2 separate regions of the Homo sapiens genome follow, and region 1 is linked to region 2. The links are chromatin contacts, found by Hi-C or POLR2A ChIA-PET in ENCODE. All regions are on one chromosome and are shown on one strand. The core of a region is the stretch at or near the end of the contact, and the rest is flanking DNA. Distances in the headings are between cores, read along the strand shown.

Region 1 (4,863 bases), core at 1,566-4,065, 130 kb before region 2:
TTTCCCTCTCTAAGCACAATAAACACAGTGGCCCTGAGAGGTGTCTTGAAAATATAATAACAGGCCAGGCGCGGTGGCTCACACGTGTAATCCCAGCACTTTGCGAAGCCAAGGCGGGCGGATCACTTAAGGTCAGGAGTTCAAGACCAGCCTGGCCAACACGGCAAAACCCCGTCTCTACCAAAAATACAAAAATTAGCTAGGTGTGGTGGCAGGCGCCTGTAGTCGCAGCTACTTGGGAGGCTGAGACAGGAGAATTGTTTGAACCCAGGAGGCGGGGGTTGCAGTGAGCCAAGATCACACCACTGCACTCCACCCTGGGTGACAGAGGCTGACTCTGTCTCAAAATAAAAAAAAAAAAGAAGAAAAAAAGAAACATCTGAGACTGGGTAATTTATAAAGAAAAGAGGTTTAAGGCCGGGCACGGTGGCTGACGCCTGTAATCCCACCACTTTGGGAGGCTGAGGCAGGCAGATCACAAGATCAGAAGTTTGAGACCAGCCTGACCAATATGGTGAAACCCTGTCTCTACTAAAAATACAAAAACTAGCCAGGTATGGTGGCAGGCACCTGTAGTCCCAGCTACTCGGCAGGCTGAGGTAGGAGAATCTCTTCAACTCAGGAGGCGGAGGTTGCAGTGAGCCATCATTGCTCCACTGCACTCTAGCCTGGGCAACAGAGAGAGACTCTGTCTCAAAAAAAAAAAAAAAAAAAAAAAAAGGAGGTTTAATTGGCTCATGGTTCTTCAGGCTTTATGGGAAGCATGATGCTGACATGTGCTCAGCTTCTGGGGAGGCCTCAGGAAGCTTACAGTCATGGTGGAAGGCAAAGGGGAAGGAGGCATGTCACATGGCCAGGGCAGGAGCAAGGGTGGGGGCGCCACACATTTTTATTTTATTTATTTATTTTTGAGACAGAATTTCACTCTTTTTGCCCAGGCTGGAGTGCAATGGCGTGATCTCGGCTCACTGCAACCTCCACCTCCCAGGTTCAAGTGATTCTCCTGCCTCAGCCTCCTGAGTAGCTGGGATTACAGGCAGGTGCCAACACCCCCAGCTAATTTTGTATTTTTAGTAGAGACGGGGTTTCACCATGTTGGCCAGGCTGGTCTCCTACTCCTGACCTCAGGTGATCTGCTCCCTCGGCCTCCCAAAGTGCTGGGATTACAGGCGTGAGCCACTACGCCCAGACACCACACAGTTTTAAATGACCAGATCTCATAAGAACTCACTATCACAAGGACAGCACCAAGTGGATGGCACTGAACCATTCATGAGAAACCACCTCCATGATCCAATCACCTCCAACCAGGCCCTACCTCCAACACTGGGGAGGAAAATTCAATGTGAGATTTGGGTGGGGACAAATATACAAACTACATCAACACCCCGAATTCTTTCTGGAGAGCTCTCTCTGCCTCCCTGTGGGCAATGTCTTGTAGAGGTCAATCAAAGTGACTTGTAGCATATGACCCAAGCCAGGCCAATCAACTTCCTCTTTCGGAGCCTCTCCTGGGCTCCCCAGTGGGATGCCACAAGGATGGAAACCCAGTTGATCTTGATTCCTCCAGCGCCTGTCTCCTATGAAGTCTCCCCTTCAGCCTCTTCTCTGATATTCTCCTTGCTGTGTGTTGAGCCTTCTCTAGCCCAGAGCAAGATTCTGGGGGTTACCCCATGTGCTTCCCCCAGCCCCTCTCCTGATTAAGTTCTGGTGCTCTCAGCAACTCTGAGTTTTCTGAAGGTTTTCTCTCCTTTTTTTTTTTTTTTTTGAGATGGAGTCTCACTCTGTCACCCAGGCTGGAGTACAGTGGCACAACCTCGGCTCACTGCAACCTCTGCCTCCTGGGTTCAAACGATTCTTGTGCCTCAGCCTCCCTAGTAGCTGGGACTACAGGTGCATATCACCACGCCCGGCTAATTTTTTTTTTGTATTTTTAGGAGAGACGGGGTTTCACCATGTTGGCCAGGCTGGTCTCAAACTCCTGACCTCAAGTGATCCTCCCGCCTCCGCCTTTCAAAGGCTGGGATTACAGGTGTGAGCCACCACACCTGGCTGAAGATTTTCTCTCTTATTCCATGACTGCATCCTGCTGCAATGCTCTGGAAACCTTCGTCCTGTTTTATATTTTCAAAGGGAGCAGAAAAGAGTTGAGGTTTCCTATGTGATTTATTTGGCCACATTCAACTTAGTCCATCAGATAAGCTTTGTTATCGTTGACTACATAGACTGCATGGCTTCTATGGTTTCATTGAGATTTGAACACTTTTCACTTGTGTTGGATTTTCAGCTTAAACTAATTTATTTTAATTGACGTCATTCAATTCCAATTTTATAAAAGGATGAACGCACGACGGAAAAGAGTAGGGAACATTTTGCTTGATGAGAAAATCCGCCAGCAAGGATGTTGGGCTCTAAGCAGAACTGAAGCTCTGGAATTAAGAACACAGCCAAGGAAGAGCTCTGGACTCTGAGTTTAAAGAAGCTGACTGACTTGTAAGGCAATTCCAGGTAAGATTGGTGAATCAAGTTAAGAATCAAAAGCAACTGAGATCAACGTGGAGGCCTGGAAGGTAAGGGCCATATTTTACCTAGATACTAGCTTAGAGACTTGCTACATTGGCACTGTATTTTAAGTATGTTATTTAGTAGTATTGTGAAATCAACTGGTTTCAACATTGAAAAGGATAAAAATAGCTTATGAAAACAAAACGGTTTTTTTTTTTTTTAAAGGATAAGGTGCATGTTTAATTTCAATTGCAGAAATGAAGGGAAGAGGCACTCCTGCCACCTGGTGGGCATTTATCCAAATTGTTTGTTCAGGTCTTTTAGGGGTGAAATTCGGGTTGTTGAATCTAGGTTGAACACACAAACATTCCAGCCCCAGCAGCAGTTGGGTCTTATTTCCTTCCCCTTGACCTGGGATCTGTACCTTTCTGTTTCCAATTAAGGCCTTTATAAATGAAAGCAACCTGGTTTGGCCAGATAAAAGTTCATGTCTCCTTGCCCGTGTCCTTGTGAACTGTATGACACTGCTCTCTGGAAATCTCGTGTGTGTACTTTTCACTTGTTAACCTCCTGTGTCCCCCACTACAAGGTCAGCTGCAAGAAGGCAGGGATTCTGTCTGGTCTTGCTATTCATGATAGTGCCTGGTACACTGTCTGGCATATTGGTCGATAGTTCCCTGATGAATGAAAATTTAACAAATAGGTGAAAACAGAGTTTTGGGTTGCCTGAGTGGCATGTTCCAAACCTTTACCATATGGTAAACCTCTTAGTTCAACTGCTAATAATTTCTTCTGTGTCTTGGGTTACAATCAACCTACCCAAGTTTGGCCTCTATCTTGCTGCAAGAAATAACTCCTGCCCATAGCTGTACCAGATTAGATTTATACAGAACCCAGTAGCCTGAAAGAAGACCTCCAATCCTACTACTTAACTATCCCAAATATCTCTCTGCTTGCTACTCATGGGTCCCAATTTGCAAGCAAGTGGTAGGTGAGTGTCCCTGGCTCATGGGACATTTTTTTTTTTTTCGTAAGGAGATAAGGGGTAGATAAGTAGAATTAGCCCAGTGGGAAATGATTTCAAGCTGCGGATTGATGATTAGGGTAATTTGTGGGTAGTCCAGAGAATGCCCCATGATCCTAAAGAATTACCATCATGCGTTGTTGCGATAGTGGTCAGATGAGTTTGAATTGATCATTGGCTGTGATTAGGGAGTCTCCTGTGCTGACCCATGTCCTCCCTTCAGAGGCATCTGGAACATCAATCCTGCAGATTATTCAGCTCATTAGGAATTCCCCGTGGAAGCTCAATACTTTCCTGAATCTGAATAGTTAAACCTCTGTGTTGCAAAAATCAAATACCATCTGGCTTTTGTGTTGTCTTGGCTAAATCCAGTCAATCCCAGCTTCTTCAATGGCATTTATGATATTCTGTTCCCACAAATCCAGAGAATCATAACTGGGTTAGAAACAGTTTTATTTAATCTTGGGTGTAGAAAGATTGTTTTCATAGATCAGACAGCATTTACCTCCATCAGAGTAAGAAAAAAGAATGTCCAGGTGTGTCCTTGCCCCAGTGATCACAGCATCTGTTGATATGTTCCTTGATATCAGTATATAGATCAAACTTACTGTCATCTTTAAAGAAGTTTACTTCATTCAAGTGCGGTGGCTCATGCCTGTAAAACCAGCACTTTGGGAAGCTGAAGTGGATGGATCACTTGAGGTCAGGAGTTCGACACTAGCCTGGCCAACATGGTAAAACCCTGTCTCTACTGAAAAAGTACAAAAATTAGCCAGGCATGGTGGCATGTGCCTGTAGTCCCAGCTACTCAGGAGCCTGAGGCATGAGAATCGCTCGAACCTGGGAGGTGGCGGTTGCAGTGAGCCAAGATCGTGCCACTGCATTCCAGCCTGGGCGACAGAGTGAGACTCCATCTGAAAAAAATAAATAAATAACTTAATGGCATTGACAAATGGTTGCCCACCCCACAAACCACCCACATACCCTAGTATCAAAATTATGGGAAATTGTTTCTTTCAAAGAGACTTCAGAAAAATATTGTATCCTGGTATAGAATGGATGGTTATTTCATTGTTTATATGAAAGGGCCTTGCTTGTTGACCAGTATTTGTATTTTAATTAATTTTTGTCCTTTCCCACTATCTAAGTAGCAAATCTGTCATAACTCCTGTGGTTACTGTCTTTTTAGACTTTGCCTGTGTGTTTGGATGTTTGGATTCCAGTAGAGAGGGTTCTTCCCCCGACACAGTCCCACCACTCGTAGTTCAATTGCAGGAGAGGAAAAACTTCATTTATCCTGTTAGATTCTGTGACTGGAGTCTGTAAGTTAAACT
Region 2 (4,773 bases), core at 1,523-4,022:
TTCACCATGTTAACCAAGATGGTCTCAATCTCCTGACCTCGTGATCCACCTGCCTCAGCCTCCCAAAGTGCTGGGATTACAGGTGTGAGCCACCGCGCCCGGCCTACAAATATTTTTTATATCTTCAGTGACATGCCTTTCTTACAGTAGTTTTAATGCTGTTTAATGAATATTCACTTAAAAAACAAACCTCTGGAAAGCCACCCAGAGTTATTCTCTCCTTAATAACAAGTACTGAAAAGCCTCCCAAAGTCACTGTCTCCTTAGTAAAGAGTACTAAAAAGGCCTTGGCAACTTTTGCCATGGCTATCTGATAAGCTATTTCACATCAGCATACTGTACACACTAGAGCCTCAGAGGTATACTAATGAAACTTATGACCACATTTAGTAGACACATATAATGCCTCTAAATAATTCATGGCTAACTTCAGTAACACCTCTCTAAACATTTCATGGCTTAATCAGAAGTTCAAAAAAATCCAATATATTATCTCCCTTTCCTCCAAAAAGTCATGGTTATTTCTCTCTAGACACTGGCTGACTCCAATCTGTCCCATCGTTGGTAAAAATGAAGATGAAAAACTATCCTAGTCTACTGTAAAGCAGAATAATTATCTAAATGATATAAAAATATGAGATAGGCCGGGCGCTAAGACTAGCGCCTGTCATCCTAGCACTTTGGGAGGCAGAGGCGGGCTGATCACCTGAGGTCAGGAATTCGAGACCAGCCTGGCCAACACGGTGAAACCCCATCTCTACTAAAAATACAAAAACTAGTCGGGCGCCTATAATCCCAGCTACTTGCAAGGCTGAGGCAGGAGAATCACTTGAACCCGGAGGGAGGAGGTTGCAGTGAGCCGAGATCGCGCCACTTCACTCCAGCCTGAGCCAAAGAGCGAATCTCTGCCTCACAAAGAAAAATAAATAAGTAAAATAAAATAAAATAAACGAGATAGATAAGTCACCGCAGTGTGTGTGTGTCCGGGTGGCGGGGGGAGGGGGGGGGAGTAAAATAGACTGACATAGAATGAGAGAATAAGATTTTTTGGTATTTTGTATCATCTCGCTCAACAATGAGAACTAATACTCTTGCGCATTTAAAGTTGTATTTTATTTTTAACTATCCAATATATTAAACTTTGATTACATCAAATGAAATAGATTGTGCACACTCACTATAAGAGAGCTATGATATATGCAGAAGCAAAGGTGCAGGGATCATGCAATAGTTTCGTACCAGATTTCAAGATACCAAGTAGCAAGGAAACACAATGGAATTGAAGGCTGAGGTGAAGTACAGGCATAAGGCAAGGAAAGCAGAACATTCAAGATGTACCTATATACACCAGTTCTTAAAACACGCAAATCATTTCCAATAAGGCACTGGCTCATGTATTTCTGTTGAGGCAGAAGTCAATCTTAGGATGTGGTCTGTACATATCTGCAGATAAGACTGAGAGTGAAGTAAATTTGATTAAGATCGGAGTCAACACTTCTACAAACGTATTGCAGAATAAACGAGCTAAGAAGAAAGGCATACTTCACAAAAGCTGAATTCAGTGTTATTAGTCCTTCATTCAGATGCTTCATTTTTGCATTTTCAATTGCTTTCCTGTGATATAACTTATCTTTATCTTGGTCTTCCCCATTTGTTTTGCAAATAGTTATGTCGCAGGTCATTTACTGGCTACAATAAATATGACAAAATCATAATAAAAACAGTATTAAGTCGCAATCTAGAATAACAATTTAAGTGAATATGACATAATTTTTCTAATGTGGACTATTCAGTACAACTGTCCTCTTCTTCCATACATATTAACCATATGCAAGTCTTCAGAACAGAAAAAGCCATTGTGTCGTAAAGGAAGGAACACGTGGTTAGAAACTTCATTTTCAACACAGAAACACGGAAAGGTAGAAAGTCCGTTTCCTTAAGTGCGGTAAGGTTTTAACAAAAATAAGGCAAAAAAAATTATTGCGTCCTCTCTTTCTCAAACTTGCTTGCCAAACTTGGAGAAAACTGGTTAGAGAAGGGCGATAAGATGGAATTTTCTTAAAAACATATTCATAAAAACGAACTTCTACCTTAAGGAAATCGTCTTCCTTAAATCCTACCATCCTTACACCGGCAAGCTCAGAGGTACGGGATTTCAGCATTTTACTCAGAATTTTGTATTTTTCCTGATGCTCTGGTCCCTACTTTTTAACAAACTTCAAGGCCGCCAGGCGAGATCCAGTTGCCTTCTGGCACCTGACTTCATTAGATGATTAAAACAACTCAAGAAAATTTGGCAATGGGACACTAAAATTGGTGGAGGTGGAGATTTATCCGTTAATTTCTGAAAGCATTCCGGACAAGAGCGAGCTTTTACTTACCCCTCAGGACAAAAAACACGCACCACTTCCCTCCGCAGTCCCTAACCCCAGTGCCGCCCGGACCTGAGGCCGCACACCACTCCCGCTTCACCAGTATCCCTCTGCGAAAACGGTGGAGACGCGCCCGTCCGCCCCTCAGGGGCCTCTTCCCGGACCTGTCAGACGGCCCCGCGGACGCTTTTCAGTCAGGGCAGCTTCGCCGCAAACGTCCGGTAGGCCCGGCGCTCCGAGGCCTCCGGGGCCGGCCCTCAGAGAGGCGACCGACGCTCCTAGAGCCGCCACCCCGCCAATCGCCGCTCTCGCAGGACACTCGCCCGGCCCCAACGTACCTAGAGCGACGACGCACCAGCCGCAGCAATACCCACAGCCACTTCGAACCGCAGCCGTTAACAATGCTGGTCCGGCCAGGACCTGCTGAAGTAGGTCTCCCTACGCCCACCCCCAGCTGATTATGGACCAATGGCAGCGCGAATATGCGGCAGCCCAGCCAGTCAGGCACAGCCAGCTAGAGTGGGCGGGGCGAAGGGTCGCGAGGGGAAATGGAAGTAGGCTGAGGGGCGCCTGGGGTTCGCCTCCGTGGGCGCTTCTTCCGGTCAGCCACCGGGGCTTACCCGCCATAGCGCAGATGCAGGCTCCTGAGCTGGGCCTTTCTTTTGAGTGACTCGTGTGAAGATTTAGACTTTCGAAACTTATTAGGAATAAGACCTTATTTACAAAAACAACTCCTCACCCGGTCGGTAGTTTCCGATTTGAATTTTCTAATATTGTTTGAAAATATTTATCTTATTTACTTTTTTGGACGACTCCTTAAATTTTGTGACTCAGGAGATTGGTCCTAGCACCGTAGTCTTTTTTTTTTTTTTTTTTTTTTGAGACGGAGTTTCGCTCTTGTCGCCCAGGCTGGAGTTCAGTGGCGTGATCTCAGCTCACTGTACCCCCATTTCCCACCTCCCAGGTTCAAGCGATTCTCCTGCCTTAGCCTCCCGAGTAGCTGGGACCACAGGTGTGCACCACCATGCCCGGCTAATTTTTGTACTTTTAATAGACATGGGGTTTCACTATGTTGGCCAGGCTGGTCTTGAACTCCTGGACCTCAGGTGATCCGCCACCTCTGCCTCCCCATATGTTGGGATTACAGGCATGAGCCACTGCACCCACCCGCACCATAGCCTTGAGTTTGCTAAATTGTCCCAGGAACCTGCCAGCCTTGGCTGCTTGTGATTTCATGAGGCCCGATGCCTTAGGTGGCTGTGCACTTGGATGCCATGAACTCACTCAACAGGTGGTCACTGAATGCCCACTGTGTAGAAAATACAGGAAATACAACAGTAGATTAGATCCATAATGCCCTCTTTTTCATTAATTAATTTATTTATTTATTTGACAGAGTTTTGCTCTTGTTGCCTAGGCTGGAGTGCAATGGCGCGATCTCGGCTCACCACAACCTCCGCCTCCCGGGTTCAAGCGCTTCTCCTACCTCTGCCCCCAACAAGTAGCTGGGATTATAGGCATGCGCCACAGTGCCTGGCTAAGTTTTTTTTTTATTTTTAGTAGAGACGGGGTTTCTCAATGTTGATCAGGCTGGTCATGAACTCCCGACCTCAGGTAATCCACCTGCTTCGGCCTCCCAAAGTGCTGGGATTACAGGCGTGAGCCACCACGCTTGTCATGAGGCTAGAGCTGCCTGCCTTGTCACTTCCAGTTAGGAGAAAAATGAGGCAAGTCCGGACAATCTAGGTTGGGTCATCAATGGAATAACATACTCCAACCAGCCAGTTCCCCAAATATGCTCCAGGGATCTAGGGGTAATCTTTAATGTCAATCCTATTTTTATAATTATACTATTTTTATAATAATATAAAGATGATTTTGCTTTTTTCATTCTCTGAGTCAGGAGAGTACATGGAATTTTCTAGAAGCCTCTGGAAAATCGACGGGTGATATTGCTACAGATTGAATACAGAAGCAGACATGAGAATCTAACTACCAACCTGGGCAACAAAGTGAGATACCCACTTTTCTAGAAAAGTAAAAATAAAAAGTTAGCTGCATCCTTCCACCTACACGGGAGGCTGAGAGGACGGGAGGATCGCTTAAGCTTAGGAGTTAGGGACTGCAGTGAGCTGTGATAGTGTCACTGCACTCCACCCTGGGTGATAGAGCAAGAGACTGTCTTAGAAAAGAGAGAGAGAGAGGCCAAGCGCAGTGGCTCACATCTGTAATCCCAGCACTTTGGGAGGCTGAGGCAGCCGGATCATGAGGTCAATAGTTCGAGACCAGCCTGGCCAACATAGTGAAACCCCATCTCTACTAAAAATACAAAAATTAGCCGGGCATGGTGGCGCGTGCCTGTAATCCCAGCTACTCGGGAGGCTGAAGCAGGAGAATCGAC

The links. Hi-C counts contacts between places; a loop is a spot of excess contacts on that map. ChIA-PET counts read pairs that join two places held with the same protein, here RNA polymerase II (POLR2A). Pooled maps may share reads with other maps.
Region 1: a loop to region 2 is called in a map of CD8-positive, alpha-beta T cell, with 4 times the contacts of the local background. The contact joins the enhancer-like site here to the promoter of ATF7IP2 in region 2. A Hi-C loop is called at or near these places in 10 of 168 maps with a recorded cell type or tissue (A673, B cell, CD8-positive, alpha-beta T cell and 6 more), 12 of 37 single-sample maps with no recorded cell type and 17 of 50 pooled maps. POLR2A ChIA-PET finds 5 or more read pairs at or near these places in 7 of 52 experiments (CD4-positive, alpha-beta T cell, HEK293, HepG2 and 4 more).

Annotation. Positions count from the first base shown.
Region 1 is chr16:10,512,708-10,517,570 of GRCh38, reverse strand. LINC01290 (long intergenic non-protein coding RNA 1290) reads left to right here. Exons shown (of 2, transcript NR_149081.1): 2 at 2,339-2,729. Among named protein-coding and RNA genes, the nearest start is that of LINC01290, 13 kb to the left of the region's middle. Within about 2 kb of position 2,815, at least 6 of the 41 ENCODE cell types and tissues checked have a DNase peak (open chromatin) inside an H3K27ac peak, as active enhancers do.
Region 2 is chr16:10,384,060-10,388,832 of GRCh38, reverse strand. ATF7IP2 (activating transcription factor 7 interacting protein 2) reads right to left here and starts at 2,772. Exons shown (of 14, transcript NM_001393719.1): 1 at 2,711-2,772. RefSeq lists a silencer at 2,894-3,033.